2 separate regions of the Homo sapiens genome follow, and region 1 is linked to region 2. A link is an interaction called in ENCODE POLR2A ChIA-PET data of the cell type or tissue named here. Cell type or tissue: K562. All regions are shown on one strand. Region 1 has its middle 19 kb from the start of MIR4418. Region 2 overlaps CDC42 (cell division cycle 42).

Evidence for each region. ChIA-PET counts read pairs that join two places held together with the same protein. Peaks named below come from ENCODE experiments on the same cell type or tissue, not always from the same donor. Only the 100,000 strongest peaks of a DNase experiment are listed, where the experiment ranks them.
Region 1: POLR2A ChIA-PET joins it to region 2 with 6 read pairs; 2 of 35 experiments call an interaction of 5 or more read pairs at or near these places.

What each region holds. Positions count from the first base shown.
Region 1 is chr1:22,283,223-22,288,222 of GRCh38, forward strand. No RefSeq gene overlaps it. Among named protein-coding and RNA genes, the nearest start is that of MIR4418, 19 kb to the left of the region's middle. RefSeq lists an enhancer at 3,424-3,923. In K562, CTCF peaks have their summits at 2,790 and 3,523 (motif pointing right); DNase peaks (open chromatin) are centred at 2,479 and 3,529; H3K4me3 peaks cover 374 bases; H3K27me3 peaks cover 137 bases.
Region 2 is chr1:22,056,867-22,061,866 of GRCh38, forward strand. All of the region lies in intron 1 of CDC42 (cell division cycle 42), which reads left to right. Among named protein-coding and RNA genes, the nearest start is that of CDC42, 6.7 kb to the left of the region's middle. RefSeq lists enhancers at 4,461-4,961, 4,962-5,000. In K562, no CTCF peak of the experiment used is centred here; no DNase peak of the experiment used is centred here.

The DNA of each region.
Region 1 (5,000 bases), 230 kb after region 2:
TCAGTTGGGTTTGCTGTTAGGATGGAAGCCTAAAGTTGCCATCATTTGGAGAAAGCCTACCTGAGAGTGGATCCAACACAGAGGAAAACAGGTTGGAGGCCTGGAGAGAGACAGCTCCTGACAACTGCAGTTGAGTACTTGGATCCAGCCATGCCTGAAGCTAAAAACCATGGACATTTTAGATATGTGAACTGATAAACTCCCCTTCCTGCCAGTTTCAGTGAGGTTTCAGTCATTTGCAGCAAAGGTGCTCCAACCCCACCCTAGGTCCTTCCTTCTGCCCCACAGCCTTTGTCCTTTGGCTCTGCCCACAGTGGGGCTGGAGAGTCTCTGGCCATGCCCTTAGCAGGAGATTCCTTCATCTCCTTGAGTCTGCTGGTCAATTGCTGCTCAACATCTGTGTCTCCACTTGGACTCACCCTGCTCCTCTCACTGTTTTCTCTTTGGTTTACTGTTATTCAGAATCCTTCCCATTGCAGCTGAGAGAAGCCACATCACATCATCTTGAGCAAAAAAGGGGACTTGCTGGCCTGGGGAATTGCCCTGAGGAGTAGGGCTAGGGGGCTGGAATCACAGCTCAGGGCCAACAGGATTATCTCTGTCTGTCATTCACCCTTGCTGTCTCTGCTTCCCTGTGGGGCTGGCCTCATTCTCTCCCTTCTGTGAGGTGGAGAACTTGGCTACCATCAGCCCAGCTTGGGAACCCCAGTCTAAAACCAGAGAGCTGTTTTCTTCTAAGATCCATATGTCAGTTCCAAGGAAGAACTGACTGACCTTGTTTGGGCCATGTGCCTGCGGGGCAATCACTGCAGCCAAGGAAGTGGGGGACAATCATTGACCAAGTCTGGGTCATGTGGATGAGGCATTGGGGTTCAGTAATTGACAGACTTATGTAAGGAAGGAAGAACAGTTTCCCACAGGGGACCAGGTGGCTGATAGTAAATTAAGGTTGGGGTAAGAGGGATGCTGGGCAGAAAAGAGCAAGAGATATCCACCCCAGATACCACTATCATCACAACCATCATCTCCATCTGCCAGCATCTCCTGAATCCCTACTATGGGCCTGGCTCTGGGAGGAATCCATCCATCCAACCATCCATCCATCCATCCATCCATCCAGCCAGCCAGCCAGCCATCCACCCACTCACCCATCTATCCATCCATCCATCCATATATCTATCCATCCATCCATCCATCCATCCATCCATCCATCCACCCACCCATCTATCCATCCATCCATTCATCCATGCATGCATGCATGCATCCATCCATCCATCCATCCATCCAGCACTGATTCTGCACCAGGCCCATCTATCCATCCATCCATCCATCCATTCATCCATCCATCCATCTAGCACTGACTCTGCACCAGACCCCGAGCTAGAAACACAATAGTGAGTCTCATCTCACTCAGAGATAGGGACTTCAGCCCTAGTTCAGCCTAGAGGGGAAGAACATTTAAGAAGCCATTATATTCCCCTGGGGTAAGAGCACTTTTAGGGAAGTATAATGGACTCAGAGCAGGGCCAGCTAATGTAGTTTTGGCAGAGTGGTCTGGAAGGGTTTCCAGGAGGAGGTGACAGTTAAGCAGAGACCTAAAGGAAGAGCAGGAGGTAACCAAGTGAAGAATAAAAAGAGTCTCCAGGAGAGGTGACACTGGGAGGGCAGGAGTTTCTGCCCCTGTGGCGTTGACAGTGATGTGGGAAGACAGGACTCCTCCCTTCCCTCACTCAGCAGTGCTAACAGGGCCCAGGATGGCCTCACCCTGGGCTGGGCCTGGGATCTGGAAGTGAGATCGCCTGGGCCCCTTCCCCCAGGAGCTCCTGATTCACTAGGGGAGGCAGGTGTGTGGTGTAAGAAGAGCACCGCATGGAGGAGGCGGTCTGGAGGAGAGCAGGGGTGCGGTGGGTGCTCCAGGGAGGAGGCTAAGTCTGCACTCAGCCTTGACAAGAGGCACTCACTGGGAAAAATGAAGCCACAGGTTCCGGATCGTCAGGGCTGGTGCCTCGCATCCTCCATCCTCATAACTCCCAGTGTGTGGGTGTCCTGAACTGTGTCCTCCTGACCACCCCTCACTCCTGGAGAAGCCTCCACACCAGCCCTCCTTGGTCAGGGTCAGCCTGTCCTCTCTCCTTGTGCTCCCGCGGAGGTGTAGGAAGATGTCCGTTCCGGATGCTGATGAAGAGGAAGGTAGGTACTTGGGCAGGGAAGGTAGAATATGGAGGTTTGGTGAGGATCTGAGGTCAGGAGATGGGATTCAGGGCCTCCTTCAGCTACAGACTCACGGTGTGACCTTGGGCAAGTCCCCGCCCTCTCCGGGCCTTGGTTGATCCCTCGGTTTGGATGGGAGAGTTCACAGGCCTTGTTCCGGCGCCATTTCTGTGCATTTGGAGGTGGGGCTGCACTGGGGCTCCTGGCTCCTGGCCGCGCCGCCTTGCAGCCTACAGGTCCTGAGTCATCTTCCAGGCAGCGGGTGACCTCTCCATACCCCTGTCTCCCCGCAGCCCCGTGACCCTGGGCGGCGCGCAGGGCCAGGCCGTCCCAGGCGGGCTGCACAGTGGAAATCACAATATTGACCCAGCGCGCAGGAAGTGGGGAGGACAGGCCGCCGGGGTTCCCGGCCCGGGGGGAGACAGCTCGCTGAGTGATGAGCTCGGAGCCAAGCTCTCCCTCCCTCCTGGGTCACCGCACCGCTGCCCGCCGCCAGGGCTGTTCCTCTTGGCTCCAGGGCCCCCCTCCCTGGACCTCCCTCCTACACATTCCCCCGGCCCAGGCCCCAGAGGGGAGCTGCTGGTGAGCTCCAGGCCTCAGGGCCTCTCGGGCCCTGCCTCCCTCTAGCCCAAGTCCCGGTTCCCTTGTGCTTCCAGCATCTGAGGGGCCAAAACTGGAACTGCACCCTCACAGGCCACTGACCTTTGGAATAGTCCTGCCTCCCATTTAACAGATGGGGGAACTGAGGCTTAGAAAGGTACTCAGCCAGTTGTATCAGAGCCAGGATCCACACTCAGATCTGTCCAACTCCTGGCCAGTGCTCTGTCTACGCCGTGAGTGAGTTATCGTCGGTCGTGATAATAGTGTGAGTAATAAACTGCTCAGTTAGTGAAGTTTTTGGTCTCACGCAGCCCTCTTGCCTGCCCTAGGAGCGGTTCTGACTTTACAGACGAGGAAGCTAAGGCTTAGAGGTGGTGAGATAACTTTCCCAAGGACACAGCCCGGGAGCAGCAGGGCTGGGATTTGAACTGTGGTCCGCCTGATCTGTCTGTTCTGCCAAGCTGTGGGGCAGGAGGGGCCTGTCCTTGAAGGTCTACTCAAATGCCACCTCCCCTGGGGGGCCCCAGGACCACCTGTAGATTGTGCTCCCCCAGAGGGGTTCCTTGGGGACAATGTAGCCCACAGCCTTGCTCTCCAGTGAGGGGGCCCTCAGTTGGTGTTGCCTGGGGGTCTGGCCGTGGGGTTTGGAGGCTGGTGGGTCAACCCTGCTGGTGGGTTGAGCTGGACCAGGAAGTGCTGCTCAGGGGTGAGCACCCTCCAGGGGGCGTGGTGAAGTAGAGGGGAAATACTCCTGGGCTTGGAGCTGGGGACCTGGAGCCCCTCCCTAACCTCCCAGGGTCTTGGTTTCCTCATTCATAGAAAAGGGCTTGGGGTCCATTTGAAGGCCTACTCCCCAATACCAGAGACTTAGTAGAGCTTTGGGCTTCTATTTCTTCCAGCTCCCTTCCCACAAGCTGGGTGTCATGGGGGAAAGGGTTTACAGAGCTCTCACTGGGCTCTGATTAAGTTTTCTACCCAGGGTTTTCACTATAAGGAGTCACCAATGAAAATCTGCCAATGTGCTTCTTCTAGGGCTGCTGTTGAGGGTGTTTTCTGATTCATCACATGACCCCATTATGAGGAACCCCAGGAAAAATTCGCCGAGAATTCAGTGTAGGCAATTTGCATGAAGTCTGAGAAATTGGTATAATTTTATATTTTGGACACTGATTGTGTCTGTGTGTGTGCATGCTTGCCTGAGTGTTTACATCTTTGTTTTGCCCATGATGAAGCTCAAGGCTAAAACTATGACACATGACAGTGTGGGACTTCCTGATCCAGGTCACCTCCCCTTCCCCTTGCCACAGGCCCCAGAATATAATTTTCATTTATTGACCTACTGTGCAGCATGAAGATACAGCCCTTTACCGATTTCCTCATTTCCTTTGTGCCAGGGTGAAAACTGACTTTCAGAACGTGAACAAGGTGCATGATGGATTTATCCATTAGTGATGTCTGCCATGGGCACACGAAGGGAAGTACTGGTGCATATGCCTCATTTTTGCCTTCCCTCATTCAATCAATGTATAATATTGTATCTAATCATATTTTCTATTTAACCATATATAATTTCATAAGCTGCCTTTAAACCTTTGTGGAACAAGACTTTGTATAAATAATGGTAATTCATTGCAAATAACCATTAGGTTCTTTAACATAGGTTATATTACTATGTCCTTACCATCTCTCTGCAGGAGAAAATGGGTGGGTCATATGGCACCTTTGTGCATATTCGAAAACTATGCCCCTCTGGGCAATAATGGCTTAGTGAGCAGAGCACAGGGTAGATTTTAGCCCCATTCACTTCATCACCCAGGTGTATTTGTTCAGTGCATGACCTTAACAACCACACACAGCAACCCTATTCAGTGTCTTGCCAAATCCCATGGTTATATCCTTCACTCCAAATCCAGTTCTCATTTTATTATATGCAGCACACAGACCATATTCTGGGTCTTGGACATCTATTCAGGCTCCAGGATGGTTGGCATTTGGTCTCAGGCTAAGTGAGGCAGTGGAAGGAAGAACAGCGTAAACAACTTAGCTTGCGTTTGTGCCACAAACAGGCAACATTCCTGCTGGTGCCTGTCCCTGCCTGCCAGATTCCAGTGAGGATCCTGGGCTATGAATAGTCCCAGTGATGCCCTCTCAGAGGACCCACTGGACTTCCCGCAGGCCCGGTCCTTGGC
Region 2 (5,000 bases):
AGCACTGGTGCTCTATCACCTTAAGACAAAGTCTGATTTAGGCTCTGTTACTGTTGTTCTGTAATGCTTTACACTTTAACCTTGCATCCTTTTCTGTAAAATTAAGCCATTGCCATTTGCCATTTCAATTCTGCTGTGTGTTCTTGATTGGTATATTGCTACTATAATGATTAAAAGCATAGACTCTGGAACCAGACTGCCTGGGTTCAGATCCTGGTTCTGCCACTTATTAGGTATGTGCAGTCTAAGTAACGTCTTTGTGACTCAGGTTTACTTCCTCTAAAATAGGGGTAGCAGTAGTGCTTACCTAACAGGGCTGCAGTGTTAGGAAGATTGAATTAATATATATGAAGTGTTTAGGACTGTTCACTGGCACATAGTGAGTGCTGTATAGATTTTTGCTCTTGGCACAACTGTGAGGACCCTTCCCCGCCATCTTTGAGAAGCTGTGTTTCTCTCAAACATAAACATTTTAATAACCATCCTTCTCCCGGACTAATCTGATGAATCCAAAAACATTTCTTTTTTCTTTTTTGAGATGGAGTTTTGCTCTTGTTGCCCAGGCTGGAGTGCAATGGCGCGATCTCGGCTCACCGCAACCTCCGCCTCCTGGATTCAAGTAATTTTCCTGCCTCGGCCTCTTGAGTAGCTGGGATTGCAGGCATGCGTCAGCGCCCCTGGCTAATTTTGTATTTTTCGTAGAGATGGGGTTTCTCTATGTTGGTCAGGCTGGTCTCCAACTCCTGACCTCAGGTGATCCGCCCGTCTCGGCCTCTCAAAGTACTGGGATTACAGGCATAAGCCACTATGTCTAGCCCAAAAACATTTCTAAATGAAGTGGAGATTGCTTTACCTTTTTTTTTTCTTTTTTTTTTGAGACAGAGTCTCGCTCTGTCACCCAGGCTGGAGTGCAGTGGCATGATCTTGGCTCACTGCAACCTCTGCCTCCCGGGTTCAAGTGATTCTCCTGCTTCGGCCTCCTGAGTAGCTGGGATTACAGGTGTCCGCCACCACACCCGGGTAATTTTCGTATTTTTAGTAGAGGTGGGGGGGTTTCACCATGTTGGTCAGGCTGGTCTGTAACTCCTGACCTCACGTGATCTGCCTGCCTCGGCCTCCCAAAGTGCTGGAATTAACAGGCGTGAGCCGCTGCATTCCGGCCTCCTTTACATTTTTATCCGTTACCTTTACCGTTGTCATAGAAGCAAGGGTGTCAGGCCTCAGGTATGCAGTATAGTCTGTGGACCCATCAGCATAAGTGTCACCTGGGAGCTCATTAGAACTATCAGGATTCATCCCAGTCTTACTGACCCAGAATCTTATTTTAATAAGATCCCCACATGATTTTTATGTGTATTAAGGCTTGAAGCACCCTCTTCAGGACTGCTAGAGTGATGTCTCAAATTTCGGAAACAATGTGAATGCTTTATTTCATTTTATTTTCCTATGGAAGCATAACCTGGTTTATTTTAGGCAGTGTACCACAATTTATTGCAAGGATCATAATCTGAAAATGAATCTGAAGCATATTTAGTTTTTAAAGGAATTGTTGCTTCCTGCCTATTACGTAGAATTGCCTCATGTCTGCCCATTATCAGGAACTAATGTGTTATTTAAAGTTTTTTTTTTTTTTGAGATGGAGTTTTGCCCTTGTTGCCCAGGCTGGAGTGCAATGGCATGATCTCCACTCACTGCAACCTCCACCTCCCGGGTTCAAGTGATTCTCCTGCCTCAACCTCCCGAGTAGCTGGGATTACAGGCATGTGCCAGCATGCCTGGCTGATCTTGTATTTTTAGTAGAGATGGGGTTTCTCCATGTTGGGAGTTTCTCCATGCTGGTCAGGCTGGTCTCAAACTCCCGACCTCAGGTGATCCACCCACCTTGGCCTCCCATAGTGCTGGGATTACAGGCGTGAACCACCGCACCCAGCCGAATTACGTATTTTTTAATTTTATTTTTATTTTTTAGAGATAGAGTCTTGCTATGTCACCAGGCTGCAGTGCGTGGTGTGATTATAGCTCACTGTAACCTTGAACTCCTGGGCTTAAAGGATCCTCCAACCTCAGCCTCCCAAGTAGCTGGGATTGCAGGCACGCACCACCACACTTGGCTAATTGTAAATATATATATATATTTTTGTAGAGAATGGGGCCTTTTTATGTTGCCCAGGTTGTTCTTGAACTCCTGGCCTCAAGTGACCTCCCACCTTGGCCTCCCAGAGCTGTGGGATTACAGTTGTGAGCCTCTGCACCGGGCCTTAATTTTTTTTTTTTTTGAGACGGAGTTTTGCTCTTGTTGCCCAGGCTGGAGTGCAATGGCGCAATCTCGGCTCACCGCAACCTCCGCCTCCCAGGTTCAAGTGATTCTCCTGCCTCCACCTCCCTAGTAGCTGGGATTACAGGCATGTGCCACCACAGCACGGGGCCTTAATTATACATTTGAACTTAAGTGACATTTTATTGAAAACTAATTGTGGTGACGAGGAATGGTCTAAGCATATGATTAGGATAATTCATATTCATTATGAAAACTTAGGTGAAATACAGACTTGGCATTTAGCTTGTCAAATGTAAACATGTTTTCTGCTTTCTTTGCTAAAATCATATTTCCAATTTCAAGGGAAAATGTTAAGAACCAAAATCATCTTTTTCAGCTACCCGCCTGAAAAAATTATTGCTATTTTTCTTTTCTTTTTTTTGAGAATTCTCGCTCTGTTGCCCAGGCTGGAGTGCAGTGGTACGATCTTGGCTCACTGCAACCTTGCCTCCCAGGTTCAAGCGATTCTCTTGCCTCAGCCTCCCAAGTAGCTGGGATTACAGGCGCACACCACCATGCCTGGCTAATTTTTGTATTTTTAGTAGAGACGGGGTTTCACTATGTTGGACAGGATGGTCTTGAACTTCTGACCTCAGGTGATCCGCCTGCCTTGGCCTCCCAAAGTGCTGGGATTACAGGCGTGAGCCACGGCTCCCAGCCTGTTATTTTTCAAGGGCCAGATTGAATTTATTTCTCTGATATTTCCTTTTTCCTTCTTTAACTATATGGTGTAGGAGAAATTCTCCAGGACTATCCCTGAGAGCTGGGGGATCAGTGTCTCAGGAACACCTGTGTTTATTACCTGTGTCCATTCTCTGTGTCTTAAGTGGCCATTTGAAGCCATCTACGTCCTTTTCAATTGAAAGATTATCAGTAGGCTGGGTGCGGTGGCTCATGCTTGTAATCCCAGCACTTTGGGAGGCTGAGGCAGGCAGATCACCTGAGGGCTGGAGTTCAAGACCAACCTGGCCAACATGGTGAAACCCCGTCTTTACTAAAAATACAAAAATTAGCCATGGTGGCATGCACCTGTAATCCCAGCTACTTGAGAGGCTGAGGCACGAGAATCGCTTGAACCTGGGATGCAGAGGCTGCAGTGAGCGGGGATGCACCACTGTTCTCCAGCCTGGGTGACAGCTGAGACTCCGTCTCAAAAAATTAAAAAAAAAAAAGATTATTGCAATTCATTACTCCATGTGGAAGGAGGAGAGGTGTCTGAGAACAGATCAAATGAGGAACAGATGATTAAACCAGAGGGAGATGGAGGTGGAATAAAAGAATATTATGTTAATTAGTGTTAAGGGGTATGAGAAAAGAGGATAAATTTAGTAGAAGAAAGCATAAACAAGATTTCAGCTATGGTTCATTTGCTTTGCTGGAAGACAGTTTAGGAGTATTTGTAATATTTTTAGTTTGTTTTTAATCTATATAAAAGCAGATGAAGAGGAGTGGGAAGTGAAAGAATAATGTTACTTGAATAACACTTATCTCTGGTTTCAGGGATTTTCATTACAACTTTACTAGTATTTGTTTCATTAGCTGAATACTATTGGAGAAGAACTCAGTTTTAGATAAATTCTGAAATGGAATTAATACATTCATATCACTTGCTTGCCTAAAAAACATTTTTATTATAGGGTTTAAGATTAACAAGATTTTAAAATAAGTGATTAGATTTTAGAATGTGTAAAGTTTGGTTTATAACTTGAAAGGATAGTTCTATGGATATCAGTGTTTTTTTATTTTGCTATTTTATTCGTGCTGTTTATTTGCTCTGTTCATCATAGGGGCAAAGGAAATGTTAGATCATCCTAATAGTTGATAAGCTAGTAAAGATGAGGGTAGGGGATAATTTTAGAGTAAGGCCTGTGTGGCTTAGTGTGTTTCAGAATATCTGAAAGACATTTCCATGGGCTTGGGTGTCAGATAAATTAGAAACCCAGCCGGGCAGAGTGGCTCACGCCTGTAATCCCAGCACTTTGGGAGGCCATGGCGGGCGGATCACCTGAGGTCAGGAGTTCGAGACCAGCCTGGCCAACATGGTGAAACCCCGTCTCTACTAAAAATACAAAAAATTAGCCAGGTGTGGTGGCATGTGCCTGTAATCCCAGCTACTCAGGAGGCTGAGGCAGGAGAATCGCTTGAACCCGGGAGGTGGAGGTTTCAGTGAGCCGAGATTGCACCACTGCACTTCAGTCTGAGTAACAAGAGCAAAACTCTGTCTCAGGAAAAAAAAAAAAAAAGAAACCCTTTATTATATCTTCATCCTGGAAATCATAATGTATATAAGTTTATTTTAAAGGGTTAGGGAAGTTAGACGGTCAATCAGTTTAACTTCATGTTTCTTTCTTTTTTTTTTTTTTTTTTTTTTTTTTTTTGAGATGGAGTCTTGCTCTATCAGCCAGGCTGTAGTGCAGTGGCATGATCTTGGCTCACTGCCACCTCTGCCTCCCGGGTTCAAGCAATTCTCCTGCCTCACCCTCCTGAGTAGCTGGGATTACAGGTGCCCGCCACCATGCCCGGCTAATTTTTGTATTTTTAGTGGAGATGTTGGCCATCTCCACTTTAGTGGAGACCGTGTTGGCCAGGCTGGTCTCGAACTCCTGACCTCAAGTGATCCGCCCCCTTCAGCCTCCCAAAGTGCTGGGATTACAGGCGTGAGCCACTGCGCCCGGCCTAACTT